Linked DNA regions of Homo sapiens: region 2 is linked to region 1. Evidence: chromatin contacts called from ENCODE Hi-C data. All regions are on one chromosome and are shown on one strand. Each heading gives the region's core, a stretch centred on a gene start or an enhancer-like site at or near the end of the contact. The rest is flanking DNA. Distances are from core to core; before and after follow the strand shown.

Region 1 (7,574 bases), core at 3,241-5,740:
GGACAGCTTGAGCCTCAACAATACCAACTGCAATGGATTGAAACACAAATGCATGAAATCCACAAGTTTGTAATGATAATTAATTTAAAACAATAACCTCACTGATCACCTTTGGTAGCTGTTAGAGCATCATCTGATTACTCCAAAAATTGGTAAGTGATGGGATAGTATCAAGCATTTATCATAGTTTTCCCATACAAACCATATTTTAGCATAATCAAATAATGAATGAGGAAAACATTTTCTTTATGGAAGACTCATACCGAATAAGTAATTAAGGAGTGATAGAACTAGAAAATCATAAATTTGCATATCTAATGCAATAGAATCTAGGCAATGATCATCAATGGTTTAGGAGAAGGGTTAATGAGACACTTTATAATGGCCAACATGGGCAACATCTCTACAAAGATAAAAACTAGCTGGTGTGGTGGTACACACCGTAGTCCTAGCTACTTGGGAGGCTGAGGCAAGAGTATTGTTTGAGCTCAGGAGGTGGAGGCTGTAGTGAACTATGATTGCACCACTGCACTCAGCCGGGGTGACAGAGTGAGACCCCGTCTCCAAAAAAACCCACAAACCGTATAATGGATGGGTCAGTCTGACATCACCTGAACCCACTGAAAGTGGAACAGTGAGGCATGATGTGCCACATGAGATGATGCCATCTCCACAGCTCCGCTTATGAAATAGTCCTGTCAAAAAATAAATAAAAATCTGGCTGGGCACGGTGGCTCACACCTGTAATCCCAGCACTTGGGGAGCCCAAAGCGGGTGATCACCTGAGGTCAGGAATTCCAGACCAGCCTGGCTAACATGGTTAACCCCGTCTGTACCAAAAAATACAAAAAATTATCTGGGCATAGTGGTGCGTGCCTGTAAATCCCAGCTACTCGGGAGGATGAGGCACAAGAATTTGCTTGAACCTGGGAGGCGGAGGTTACAGTGAGCTGACATCATGCCACTGCACTCCAGCCTGGGCAACAGAGCGAGACTCCGTCTCAAAAATAAATAAATAAATAAATAAATAAATAAATAAATAAATAAATAAATAAATAAATCTATCTAAATTTATTCAAGCCTCCTAGCTCTTATTAGCTTACAGGGGAAAAAAAAAGAGGACAAAGAGGAGTATCTTTTTATTTTTTGTGGAGATGGGGTTTCACCACATTGCCCAGGCTGGTCTCAAACTCTTGGGCTTGAGTGATCTGCCTGGCTCAGCCTCCCATAGTGCTGGGACCACAGACGTGAGTCATCTGTGCCTGGCTCAAGAGGAGCATCTTAAACACCACTCTGAGGATACGGTCAGCCAAATATAGAATGGGGGCAATTCTGTAGGAAAAATTATTGTTCATCAATAAGTAGCACTGAAAGAATAGAGGAGCTGTTAGAGATTAAGAGAAACCTGAGACACACAGCAACTAAATACAATTTGTTTATCTCAGTTGATTCCTGATTCAAACCAACCAAAGAATTTTTGAGGCAATTGGAGAAAACTGTCCATGGACTGGATAATTGATAAGGAATTATTGTATACTTTGTGGGATATCATGGTATTGTGATCAAGTTGTTAAAAATTCAGTCCTATTTCTTAGAGACACATACAGAAGTATATACAGGTGAAACTAAATTGTCTGGCACCAGCTTTAAAAATACCCTAGGGGATGGGGGAAAGGGAAAGATGAAACAAAGCAGCAGAATGTTAATAACTGTTGCAGCTTGGTTCTTTATATCTGGCTCCCTACTTGTGTATATTTGAAATTTTCCGTAACAAAAAAGTTAAATGTAGAACATTTTTTTAAAATAGGTAAAACAAGCCCTTGCACAGGTTATTAACGGAACTGAACTCTTGGGAATTTAAGGAACTGGAAGGCCAGTCGAGGTTGGAGGCATCGGGGAGATGGCAGGGCAGGGAAGACTCTGAGTTTGACCGGACCTGGCACGAGGGTGGAGGAGAGGGGAAGGGGCATGAACCAAGGCACAGTGGGGTCAAAAGCCTCATCGTGCACATGCCAAGTGCATTCCCTATTCCCATGCTGTGGGTGATGGGTGCTTGTTCCATCTCCTGGCCACACTATGGGTTTTTTTTTTTTTTTTCATTTTTTGAGATGGAGTTTCACTCTTGTCACCCAGGATGGAGTGCAATGGCACGATCTCGGCTCACTGCAACCTCCACCTCCTGGATTCAAGCGATTCTCCTGCCTCAGCCTCCCGAGTAGCTGGGATTACAGGCACGCACCACCACACCTGGCTAATTTTTTATATTTTTAGTAGAGACAGGGTTTCATCATGTTGGCCAGGCTGGTCTCGGAACTCCTGACCTCAAGTGATCCACCTGCCTCAGCCTCCCAAAGTGCTGGGATTACAGGCGTGAGTCATCATGCCCATCCCTACTCAGGGGTCTTTTAGAAGGAAAATGCCACCATTGCCCCACACTTCAGACTCTTTCTGACCCCCTCTCCCCAACTCCGAAACCCCCCAGTCCAAGGTGCAGCACAACCCCCCACAATTGGCAATTGACACAAAGAGTGCTGGTCTATGCCTCCACCTGCTGGTGGCCACTGGGAAGTGAAGCTGTCAAAAGCCAAAGGGCTCCCTGAACTGAGAGTTAAGAATGTTGTAGAAAGATCAGGTCTTTCCCCCTCCTAAAAGAAACACATGCCAATAAACATATAAGAAAGCCTTTAATTTTGTCACCATAAACATTATACTCTGATTGCTCACTTACAGTATAAAATATTCACCCCGCTAAATAAATAAGACGACATTATTGCAAACGGCACTTAAACCCCCCCTGAGAGATAAGACCTCCCTTAGCTCAGGCAGGGGGTGCTCCTGAGTTTCTGTGTGAGATTCCCCAAGCACAGATATACTCTGGGGGCTGAGATGGACAAAGGCTTGGGAAACCGCACTTTGTGCTTCTGGTCCTGCAGTAGCTCCAAACAGGGTTGTGGAGCTGGTGGGGAAAGTTGGGGGTAGGGGAAAGTTGGGGGTAGGGGAAATTTTGGGCAGTGCCTTCATCAGCCCAGTCCTAGAGAGAGTAGAGGGGAGTGGAAGTGGGGGGAACCAGGCTGGGCCAAGAGAAGAGGGGTGGTTAGGGAAGCCGTTGAGACCTGAAGCCCCACCCTCTACCTTCCTTCAACACCCTAACCTTGGGTAACAGCATTTGGAATTATCATTTGGGATGAGTAGAATTTCCAAGGTCCTGGGTTAGGCATTTTGGGGGGCCAGACCCCAGGAGAAGAAGATTCTGGCAATGATCAGCCCAATGACCAGCTATCTCAGGGGACCTGATTGTTGGGGATCCCCCACCCTACCCAAATATTAGACACCAACACAGAAAAGCTAGCAATGGATTCCCTTCTACTTTGTTAAATAAATAAGTTAAATATTTAAATGCCTGTGTCTCTGTGATGGCAACAGAAGGACCAACAGGCCACATCCTGATAAAAGGTAAGAGGGGGGTGGATCAGCAAAAAGACAGTGCTGTGGGCTGAGGGGACCTGGTTCTTGTGTGTTGCCCCTCAGGACTCTTCCCCTACAAATAACTTTCATATGTTCAAATCCCATGGAGGAGTGTTTCATCCTAGAAACTCCCATGCAAGAGCTACATTAAACGAAGCTGCAGGTTAAGGGGCTTAGAGATGGGAAACCAGGTGACTGAGTTTATTCAGCTCCCAAAAACCCTTCTCTAGGTGTGTCTCAACTAGGAGGCTAGCTGTTAACCCTGAGCCTGGGTAATCCACCTGCAGAGTCCCCGCATTCCAGTGCATGGAGCCCTTCTGGCCTCCCTGTATAAGTCCAGACTGAAACCCCCTTGGAAGGCCTCCAGTCAGGCAGCCCTAGAGACTGGGGAGAGAGGAGAGGGACGCCCCAGCCCCCAGCTGTGCAGCTACGCACCTCAGCAGCACAGGGTGGCAGCAGAGAGCCACATTACTTTGGCAGCAACAGAAACTGGCGGCCAGCCCGGCAGCCCCATGGGGCTAACAGGAGCGGGGAGCTGGGACCCAGTGAGGCAGGCCCTCCACCCCAATGTGCTGGAAGTTTTCTACGCTGAGTATTTGGCCAAGTCGCTCTTGTCAAATACTACCTGTGTAGCAAAGTAAATGGCGACCAGACCCAGGCCTGCGGCAGACACCATATAGGCAGTGACAGACTGGCTGAGCTGGACAATGGAGCCCATAAACAGGGATGGGGCCACCTGGGACAGCAGGAAGGCACTATCCAGGATGGCGAGGTCCAGGCAGATGCCCCGGCCCGGAACCACCCTGGCCTCGGTGGGCTCACCCACCACCACACGTACGGAGACATCACAGGCAGAGGCCCCGCAGAGCGCGGGTGGAGGTGGGAGCAGGCCACTGCCTCCAGCACCCACGTGTCCATTAGGGAAGGGAGCTCCAGGCTTAGGGCCTGGCAGGAAGCTGGTCATCAGGCTGTCCTCACTGCTAGCACCTCCAGTGTCCCCTCGGTATTTGGGCAGGAACACCTAAGGCAGAGGGGTGAAGAAAAGGGGAAGAGGACAGGTGTGTACCCAGCACTGGCACCACCCCAGCTGTGAGAACAGACCCTTGCCTCCATCCCAGGGGCAATGGGACTTCATGAGAATCAGGAGCAGGAGAGAAGATGGAGACCCTACTTGGTCCAAGTCTAACCAGGACCCTTCCTCAGGAGTGGGAGAAGGGTAACGGGGTAGGGCGGGGACAAATGTGAACCCAGAAGTCTAGGTCTCCTCTAGCCTCTTAGAACAGGTAAGAGGCAGACAAACTCAATATCACAGATCAGAGAGAACAGAGCTCCAAGGTAAGGAAAAGACACAGGGGGAATGAAGACGGTGGTAAGAGATGCACAGAACAGAGGAACAAAAGCCAAGGCAGGGCCCCTGATGGCCCAAACCCCACGCAGGCTCTCCTAACCTTCCTTCCTGCCTGCCCTCCACTCCGACATCTGGAAATCCTCATTGCCCGGTGCAGAGAAGCTCTGCCTCTCTGGGGTCCCAGATGCCACTAGGGTAGCTGCCCTGCCATGAGCTCCCTTGTCCCCAGCCTTGGGGCAGGGAGAATCCAGTAGACCCCAAGCAGGAGGAATGTCCCTCTTCCCACCTCCCCCAGCCCCAGCTGTGCTAATGTTGAAGGCTTCTCACTTCCTTCCTGCTGTCTGACTTAGATCAGAGTGACTGGTCGACCACCATCCCCCCAACCCCTGCCCTTGATGGCCCAGAGCCTCCTATTTAAGGACAAGGCCAGGTCTTATCCAACATTGTCCCCATGCCAGAAGAGTTGAGTTGGCTGCATTTGCGAGGTGGGAGCCATGGCAGAGCTCAAACCTGACACCAGGGAAGCCCACGGCTCACCATGCAGCTCAACAAGTGGGCAAAGGAACAGGCAGACAGCGTGCAGTGCCAAGTCTGCCATCAGCTGCTGTTAGGAAGGGGCCTCCCAGGACTTCTCCTCCCTGCCTGCCACCCCAGGAATGTCCGCTGAGGTTGGAGTCTGGAGTGGTCCGAGGACAGACATGCTCCTCCATCTGGAGAAGATGGCTAGCCCCAGAACGTTCCCTGGCACGACAGCACATACTCAGGCCTGGCCGCTGATGCCAGCCCCCTGCCCCCAGCCCAGGCAAGCAGAAGAGTGAAGGCTGAAGAAGGTTATCAGTGGGCTAACAGGGGTCTCAGGGACCAGGCTCCCCCAACCAAAACCTTAGCCCCTCCCCTCCATACCTCTCACCCCTGCAGCTACCTACTCAGTTAACCAGCCTCTCAGCTACGAACTTACCTACTCCTCTCCTCAAGTGCTACGAGACGCAGGGGCAGGTCTTCCCTACAGTCTGAGAGCTCTATGAGAGCAGTCCTGCATCTCCTCCTCCCTTGGGACACCCCAACTTCATGCCCCTCAAGGCAGAGTCCAGCACCCAGGTTTGTAGCTCAGTGAGGTCAGTGGAGGGGACAAGGATGACCACACTACCTGGGTTAGGTGGCTTCCCAAGGAAAGGGGCCCCTGGAGGGGCTGGTTAGTGTAGGGCCAACCAAGAAGGAGGTCCCCACAACTTACACAGTGCCCAAGTGAGTGGGTCAGGTGTCAAGCTCAGATATCTGCCACAGGGGAAGGGGAAGGGGAAGGAGAAAGGGAAGGAGGCAAAGGAGGGATGCAGGAAAAGAAAAGGGAATTAGACAGAAAAGAAAAATAAGCCAGAAAGAAAGGGGGTAGGAAGGAGCCTGCCCCATCTCAGAGACCAGAGTAGGATACAGGCTAAGTCAGGTTGCTGCTCCCTGAAGAAAGGTGTTGCTAAGGCTGGACCATTCCCACTCCCGTCTGCTGAGGCTGAATGGCCCAGGGGTCATCTGATTCAGCGCCCTGCCTCTCCATAGAACAACCAGCCTAGAAGCCTAGGGCTCCTGCTGGCCTGACCCTTCGGGATTCCCACTATCGTATTTTGCATTTCCTGCAATCATCCATTCAAGTGCTACACAGTCCTGACCCCAGGAAGTCATTCCCAGAATCTAATCTACACTGTTCTGCAGCCCAAGCCTCTGGCCCTGGGGCTAGGATAAGCTTCTTCTCTGATTCAAAGAAGCATTCTCCAAAGTTGCTTGCCAGATACCAGGTTCTGAGCTAGTTGGCCTCCCAAAAACCCAGACCACCCCTCCCACCCTGACTCCACCCACTGGCCAATGAGTACCTGCTTCTCCCGGTGGTAGAGGGAGGCCAGTGTGTAGGGCAGGATCTGCAGGGCTGAGAAGGTGAACCCGGTGAGGGCGGCTGAAGCTGTCACCACGGCCACACTGTGGGACAGGCATGTGGCACCGGCAGCCACAGGGAAAGCTGCCACACTGGCCAAATAGACTGCTCGAGTGCCGAATCGCTGCACCAGCCGGTCCATGACCAGAGAGAAGACCAGGGAGATGGCGCACTGCAGGAACAGCCCCAGGCTGCCCATCCGAACGCCTGCAGAGGGAGAGGGGCCATCAGACAGAGCCTGGGAGGGAAGGGTCGGAGCAGTCTCAGGGAGATGAGAAGGCGGAACCACAGGTACCTGCTGCACGAGACCTGCTGTGGACCAGCCCTGCTCCCCAGCACCCTTCCCCTTTCTACCTCTAGCAATGGGAGTCTAGGTTCTTCCACTGACCCTCAGAGAATGTGGGCAACGCCCCTTGCTGAAGGCAGAGGAAGGTAGTCTGAAGGTTTCCTGGGAGTCTCAGCTGTGAGGACAGGCGGGTGAGAGGGAACACAAAGACAGCTGGCCATAGGCTTCAAGACGCTTCTAGGACGCCTGAGCTGGAAGGCGCTGGTGAGATTATTTGGAAAGTCGTTGGGGGAGCAGAGGGCACACTGCGGCTGGAACCAGGCAGATCTGAAATCCAGCCTTAACTCCTCCACTCCCTCTAGACTTTGAATAAGCTCCGCCTTTCCTTCTGTCAAACTGGGGCAACGACTCTGATCAGACTCCTAGAGCAGCCAGAGGCCTTCCTGAAACCGCAAGCAGAGATGTTCCACACCCATGAGAAGCCGTGTATGCAGATGGGGTCCATCCCCACTTTCCTGACAGAGAAGTCGGGGCCAGGATGGAGAGGCACCAGC
Region 2 (7,574 bases), core at 2,203-4,702, 450 kb after region 1:
TCCAGGATCCAAATAGAGTCCTCCTCACGGTTTTTCACTTCTCCCCTCTCCTGGTTAGGCTGAGATGTGCCAGTCAGGTTAGAATGGAGACAGGTAGCCAGGGCACAAGGCCAGCCTCTGAATTCCTGCCACCCGTGGACCCCTAGACAGCACCATCCTAGGCCTGCCTAGATCTGGGACACCATGTGTGCATGGACACCCTATGAATATGGCAGGACCAGGGAGACAGGCAGTTTGATTCTCCCTGACTGCCAGTGTCTGAGATTGGGAGCTTATGAGGCAGCCCTCACACTAGGGGCAGCTGTGACACCAGGGTAGGGGACCCATTCTGGCCTTTTCGCTCCGCTTTAGACAGGGCTCCTCTAACTCCAACCCTTACCCTCCCAGCTCTCATTTCCAGTGCCCGAGGTGGGCAGAGAACCTCCACTAGTCCTGGGGGCAGTACCAGACCCCAGCGAGTCTTTCCTAAAAGATGATGGTCTCAGCGGTGCCTTCCCCATCTGCCAGCTCCAAGTCCCTTGGTGACTCTTCAGGCCTGGGCCTCCCACTGAGGGTTAGGCTGAGGCTGAGGCTGAGGGTGGCCGGGCAGCTGGAGCGGGTCAGCAGCGTGGTGTGGCGGCTCGAGAGGCTGCCGTCGGAGAGCCGCCGGCGCATCCTGGGCTGGGGACCCCCACAGCAGGCAAGGTGACGCAGGGGCCGCGGTAACAGGTGGCTGTTGAAGCCCATGTAGATCCAGGGGTTGCAGCAGCTGTTGAGGTTGCCCAAAAGCATAGAGATGGTGAAAGCCACATTGGTGGAATCTACCAAGAGAGAAGCATGAGAAGCCTCAGAATGGCAGCTCGAAGGGACCTGGGAGAGCGTCCAGGCCCCACAGATGAGGAACAGATGAGGAAACTGAGTCCTAGAGAGGGGAAAGGAGTCACTCAGTGTCCTATAATTAGAGAGACACACACAGCTGAGACTTGAACCTGGGACTCCTGGCTCCAGAGTCTTACCATGCTGATTTTGTTTGTTTGTTTTTGTTGTGTAACTGCAGGGTGAAGGTAGGAGCTGAGGTTTCCTTCAAGTTTAATTGAGAAGAAGGAATGTTGTCAGGGATAGGATCAGCCCAGATAGGAGAAACTGACTTTATTCCAAAACCTAGACCTTGAGTCCCCTAATGGCTGTAGACCTAGAATGAGACAACTTCTGTAAAACAGGCAGGGAAAATAACCAAGCTCAGGCCCCGCCCATCTCCATCCCCACTTACATTATACATCATGGATTCACATGGCCTCCTGGACTCTGTCTCCTTCTATCCCTCAGGGGCAGGCCCACTCATTCTATATTCAGTCATTGAGTGTGTGGGCATCGACTCTGCCTGACTCTATGCTGGGGACCTGATGGGGCAATCAATGGAGCCTGACTGCCCTATCGACACCTATGCCATCATTGCCCCCTACAGCCAAGGGGGCAGCTTTTACATACTGGGCCTCCAAGCACCCCTCTCCAGACCAGAACTTGTTCTGTGTTCTTAGATTGTGCCTAGGAACTGTACCTTTCTGCAGGGAAAAACTAATTTCTCTCTTGGGCAGTCAAAATGTGAGGATGCCAAGGCTATAAGATTCCTTCCAGACAAAATATTCTTTCTAAAGACTAAATGAAACCCTCATGTCAGCAGGAAAGCTGCTAGGATGAGCTTTGGCCTCCTGCTGGATCTGTCATGGTTATAGCCATGGCATAGGTGGCATACTGAGTCACCTCACTCTTCAGTGGAGGTTGTAGAATCATTGAAAGCAATTTCAGAACTGGAAGGAACCTTAGAAGTAAGCTTTCTAGTTTTTATAGCACAGTTAGTAAGAGCTGCAACTCGAAGTCTTTCAGCTCTAAGGTAGAGATCCTATACTCCACCAGAGCTTCAACCAGTAAAATAAAAGGCAAAGCTCAACTGCCTACTCTGCAAAACACTGTGAAAGCTTCAGATGCACAGGCTCTTTGTGCACGTGTCCCAGGGGCATGCTCGTGGATGTGGCAACTCATGGCTCAAGAGAAGGGAAGACATAGGCCGAGAACATTTGATAGAGAACATGAGTCATAGGAGTGGGAAGCTAAAGGTATCTGGGCCTGGATGGACTGGTTCAGGGAACAGAAGTGAAGGTAGAGTGGGAAGCACCTGGAAGTAGAAGAGGGATGATATGGTTTGGATGTCGGCTGGGCGCAGTGGCTTACGCCCGTAATCCCAACACTTTGGGAGGTCGAGGCAGATGGATCACCTGAGGTCAGGAGTTCAAGACCAGCCTGGCCAACATGGTGAAACCCTGTCTCTACTAAAAATATGGAAAATTAGCCGGCTGTGGTGATGTGCACCTGTAGTCCCAGCTACTTGGGAGGCTGAGGCGGGAGAATCGCTTGAACCCGAGAGGCAGAGATTGCAGTGAGCTGAGATCGCGCCATTGCACTCCAGCCTGGGTGACAAGAGCAAGACTCCATCTCAAGAAAAAAAAAAGAGAGACAGGGAGAAAAAGAGTTTGGATGTTTGTGCCCTCCAAATCTCATGTTGAAATGTAGCCCGCAGTGTTGGACGTGGGCCTGATGGGAGGTGATTGGATCACAGGTCAGTTGTTTCACATGAGATCTGGTTGTTTGAAAGAGTCTGGGACCTCTCCCTTCTCTGTCTTGTCCTTTCTCACCATGTGATACGCTGGCTTCCCCCTTCACCTTCTGCCATGATTGGAAGCTTCCTGAGGCCCTCGCTAGAAGCAGATGCCGGCACTATTCTTCTTTTTAATTTTCTTTTTGAGACAGGGTCTCGCTCTGACCCTCAGGCTGGAGTGCAGTGTGTGATTATGGCTCACTGCAGCCCTGACCTCCTGTGCTCAAGCAATGCTTCTACTTCAGCATCCTCGGTAGATGGGACCAGAGGGGTGAACCAGTGTGCCACCATGCCTGGCTAATTTTTTTTATATTTAGTAGAGATGAGGTCTCACTGTTTCCCAGGCTGGTTTTGAACTCTTGGAATCAATTGATCCCCCTGCCTCAGCCTCGCAAAGTGCTGGGATTACAGGCATGAGCCACCACACCCAGCCTGGCACCATGCTACTTGTATAGCCTGCAGAACTGTAAGCCAAAGTAAACCTCTTTTCTTTATAAATTTCTCAGTTTCAGGTATTCCTTTATAACAATGCAAATGGACTAACACAAGGGACAAGCCCCCAAAACAAGCTCAGCCTTCCTTCCGTTTTGCCTGGTTTCTGGCCTGCTCCCTAGTTAATGTGTAACTACAAGTTGCGGAAGATTTGGGAAGTGGCTTTGGCTGAGGGGACAGTATTCATCCTGTCTGCTCCATCGATGTGCATTTAGTGTCCAGATTAAGCCAGGGACAAAGGAGTTCCACAGGTTCCTTCATTTAGGAAGTGCCTGTTTGGTTTGGCTCACGTGAGCCAGGCCTTGGTAGGGGCTGGAGACGTGCCACAGAGGAGGTGCTGCAGAGCAGGTGCCAGAGGCAGTGGAGGCTGTGCTTCCCAGCCCTTGAGGGTGGATCTACCACACCCAGTCCTGGCCTCCGTTGCCTCCTGCCAGAAACTCAGCTGATGGTCGGGGACAGGGGCAGGGACAAGGAAACAAGCAGGCTCTGACCAAAGACTTGGGGCTAGGGGGCAAACAGGCCGGCATGCAGAGGAGGGGAACTGTGTGTACTGGAAAGCAAGTTTAAAGTAATGAATTTCTCCCCCAAGGGCTTTCATTTTTCTGGGAGCACATTGTCTGTAAGATAACCCTTTGGGACAACCCACTGTCCCATGCATTCCTTGCCCAGAGAGGTCCTTGGTAAGTGGTGAATCACTCTACACAAGTGAGGGCTGAGGTGTTGAGGGACAGGTTGATGATGATAGTTGATACTACAGGCAAGTAGGAAAGTCTGCACTGGCTGAGTGGCAGGAGCACCATCTTCTCCTCAATAAAGAGGCAGATGACCATCTCACCCCGGTGCCACTGGCTATGCCACAATGTTGGGAGTAAAGCCATGACCTGGATGAAGCTTGGCCCATAAAGACCTCAATTCAAGCCCAAGCTCTATCTCTCACTAGCAGTGGCATTTTGGACCAGTTATTTTGCCTCTATGAGTCTCAGGTGACTCAAATTTAAAATACAGAAGGCCACTCCTCAGTAGCATGAGGGCTGAATGTGCCTGTGCCTAGGAAACCCTCCTTCCTTCTATTCTGTGCTTGGCTAGAGCAGGGAGGTCCCTACAGTTGGCTAGAATTAATTAGAATTGCTCATTGCTTAAAGGATAATCTGCAAATAATCTCTTGCCCAGACGATGTCAAAAGGGCGATTAAGAAGGGATATTGTATTAAGAAGGAAGTTTGGTATTACTTTTGCACGCCTCTTGCATGGTTGTATTAAATTCATGAATGGCTCTCCTCTATTTCATCTCTCCAGAAAAGCAAAGCATTTGGCTTAAGCACGTCCTGGGATGAGCAAAATGAGATCAGAAACAACAATACAAAGGAAGGGGACCACTGGTGGGAATTGGTGGCCTGAGACTGCTGCTTAGTGAACTCTCAGGAAGCTTCCAGAGGAACCTGTGCACAGGGCCTGCCTAGGACACTTGCAGGTGTTACCCACTATACATCCTGAGCTGTGCACACTATGAGATGCACTGCAGGGCACAATCACCCCTCTTCATAGCCACCCAGACAGGTCAGCATGCACTTGTCCTCATGCCTCACTCCTGCTTAGGGGAGCAGGAGCAGCTGTTCTGAATACTGCTCTCCAACACTTAGGCTGCCTAGACACAGCCCCTGCCTTCCTGAGAACAAGTTCACCTCTGGACGGCCAGACCATCAGGCACTGTCTAAAGCTCAGGAGGACACTGTCTACTACACCCCAGAAAAATGATGAGAGCCAGGCCTCCCATGTGCCAACTGTAGCACAGTCCTCTTAGAGGTTCCCATGTTGTTTTTCACACAGGAGAAAGGTCTCCCTCCTTTTAGAACCACTTTTAAAATCAGGGTTATTAATGGGGTTGAGGAAAAAGACAAGGAGACAGAAGACCTGGGCTTTATTCTTCACTTTGTCACTCCCTAGCTGTGAGGCCTGGGGCAAGTCATGGTTCTGAGGCAGGAAAACAGCAGAGGGAATTAGAGGTTGGATAAAAAGCAGAATGAGTAGGAGCAGAAGCAGGATAAAGAGGAGGGTGAGCAAGAGGCAAGATAAGAAGCAGAAGCTGAGCCAAAACAAAAGTTATATGAAGTGAGTCAAGAGCCCCCATGGTTGGCTAGATTCAGACCAATCCAGTAAGGGGCAGCTCCTCAGAGATGGGCATGTATATTAAAGAGAAAAAGTATCCCTAAAATGACCCCATATGAGAATCAGCTCATTAAAGCTCATGCATAGGTACTGCATAGCATGCATGCACTTAAAATTATGAGATGAAGGTTACGTGCAAGTGCACAAGGGCCAAAGTAACTAAGCAACCTACCTATCAATCAAAAGCCAGATGCTGGTTAAAGATTAGGCAGCTCGGGGAAGAGAAAAAAAAAACACATAAAAAGGCCCAAAGTACACCAAACTGACGCCGATCTCATTTCACAGAGCTTAGCCCACTCTCCCCTCTCCGAGAGTGTTACTGTGCTTAATAAACTTTTGCTACTTTGCTATTTGTGTGTGTCACATCCAATTCTTTGTTCGTGGCACCAAGAACCTGGGACTTCACCACATCAGCTGGTAACAGTTCCTCTCTGAGCCTCTGTTTCCTCATTAGTAACATGAAGAGGTTGAACTGGAAATTTCAGGGTTTTCATGTGCCAACCCTAATTAACTGGAAGTGTCTGTTGAGAAGGAGCTCAAAGGCATGTCCAGGTGCAGGAGGGACAAGGCTGAGAGAGCAAGTTCATGGGCCACAAATTGCTATCATTCTATGATTTTAAAGCCCATCTAGCAAACTAGTAGTTGGTGGCCAAATGTGCTAATGGTCATATTTCATTAGTACCACCTAGTATTTTAAAATTGTTAGTTACCAAAATTTTTAAAGCTGGAAATTTCACGTAAAAGATACTGACATGGCATCGGTAGGCTGAATGGAAATCATAACTGCCCCTTTTCACTTGGAGCAGGCACCATCTTCCTTCATTGCCCCACTAGTTTGTCACCTGCCTGGCCCTGGGAGGCATTGTAACCCTGACCTAATCCCCCATCCTCTCTTTCTGTCTCTCCCACCTCACTGCCCCCACATAGACCCCACTTGCCTTCATCAGGGGCATTCTTGTCCCACACGGACCACATCTGGACACTGAAGAAGGGAGCCCAGCAAGCGATGTAGGCCAGCACGATGACAAAGGTCATCTTCACTGTTCGGATCTTGGCCCGTGAGATGGTGTTGATGCTGCTGACCCGAGATGGCAGCCCCCGAGTGGTGGCAGCTAAGGTGGAAGGTGAGGGCCTGTCCCAAGTCCTCCAGCCCCCTCCTCCCACCCGCCAGGCCTGTGTCTTGACTTTTAGGTTTTTACAGATCTCATGGCAGATGAGGCTGTAGCAGGCCGTGAGCATGGTCACCGGCAGAACGAAGATAGCCAGGGTGGTCCAGGTGAGGTAGGCCCGTGGCCCCCAAGGGAAGCCGAAGTCTGCCCAGCAGTCCAGCACCCCTGAGCCCTGGATCACCTCCCGCAGGGAAAAAATGAAGACTTGAGGGAGGCTGAAGATGGCGGCCAGCAGCCAGGGAGCAGCGATGAGCAGGTAGGTGGACTGGCCTGGCTGCTGGAGGCTGCGCAGGGGGTGACAGACAGCCAGGTAGCGGTCCAGCGTCATGGCCAGCAGCATGTAGGTGGAGGCAAACATGCTGAGCACCTGCAGGTACTTGACGGCCCTGCACAGGAGGTCGGGGCCCTGGAAGCGGTAGGTGATGTCCCACAGCAGCTGTGGCAGCACCTGGAAGAGCGCCACGGCCAGGTCTGTCAGGGCTAAGTGCAGCACGAACAGGTGCATGCGGGAGCGCTTGCGGCCCAGCTGGCCCAGGGTCAGCAGCACAGCCAGGTTGCCCCCGGTCGCCAGCACCAGGACAGTGGCCAGGACTCCGATCTCCACCTTGGCCAGCTCCTCATCCCGGCCCAGCCAGGGTGTTGTGGCATTGGGGGCAGAGAGGGTGCCCCGAGGGGTGGGGTTGGCATCCCACAGAGGCCCAGAATCCATGAGCAAGGTTTGCTGGGAGGGAAGGATGAAGGGAGGGTGTGGATGCAAGTGGAGAGGTTTGATGGATAAAATGGAGTGGCAGGGGAGGTGGAGAGAAAGGAGAAGCGTTGAGAATGACAGGGAGAAGGCTTGCAAATAGGCGGAAATCGTTCAGAGGACTGGGATAGAGAGGAGGAGGGAGGATGAGATTCGGAAGGAGAAAATGTGACTGGGATCGACCCAGGAGAGGGAGAAGGAGGGGTCAGGAAGATGGGGAATCAGGACGGGAAGAATGGGGGACGCTGTGCAGAGTGAGGCTTCTGGGAGGGAAAGAAGGCTGGGGAGGGGCTACCACCCTCCAATCCGCCTCAAATTCTCTTTCTCCAAACTTTTCTGGAAGCCAAGAGCGGAAGCCCTTCAGCCTGCTT

What was found. A loop is a pair of places that touch in the nucleus more often than their neighbours do. Pooled maps may share reads with other maps.
Region 2: a loop to region 1 is called in a map of cardiac septum, with 2.7 times the contacts of the local background. The contact joins two enhancer-like sites. A Hi-C loop is called at or near these places in 15 of 168 maps with a recorded cell type or tissue (CD4-positive, alpha-beta T cell, CD4-positive, alpha-beta memory T cell, CD8-positive, alpha-beta T cell and 10 more), 6 of 37 single-sample maps with no recorded cell type and 27 of 50 pooled maps.

The regions. Positions count from the first base shown.
Region 1 is chr1:205,655,186-205,662,759 of GRCh38, forward strand. It overlaps SLC45A3 (solute carrier family 45 member 3), which reads right to left. Exons shown (of 5, transcript NM_033102.3): 4 at 6,676-6,941; 5 at 2,666-4,486. The coding sequence ends at 4,049. Among named protein-coding and RNA genes, the nearest start is that of SLC45A3, 22 kb to the right of the region's middle. RefSeq lists enhancers at 4,892-5,480, 6,800-7,354, 7,355-7,574. Within about 2 kb of position 4,491, at least 4 of the 41 ENCODE cell types and tissues checked have a DNase peak (open chromatin) inside an H3K27ac peak, as active enhancers do.
Region 2 is chr1:206,109,724-206,117,297 of GRCh38, forward strand. AVPR1B (arginine vasopressin receptor 1B) reads right to left here. Exons shown (of 2, transcript NM_000707.5): 1 at 6,228-7,574; 2 at 1-800. The coding sequence starts at 7,167. The coding sequence ends at 466. Among named protein-coding and RNA genes, the nearest start is that of AVPR1B, 3.9 kb to the right of the region's middle. Within about 2 kb of position 3,453, at least 2 of the 41 ENCODE cell types and tissues checked have a DNase peak (open chromatin) inside an H3K27ac peak, as active enhancers do.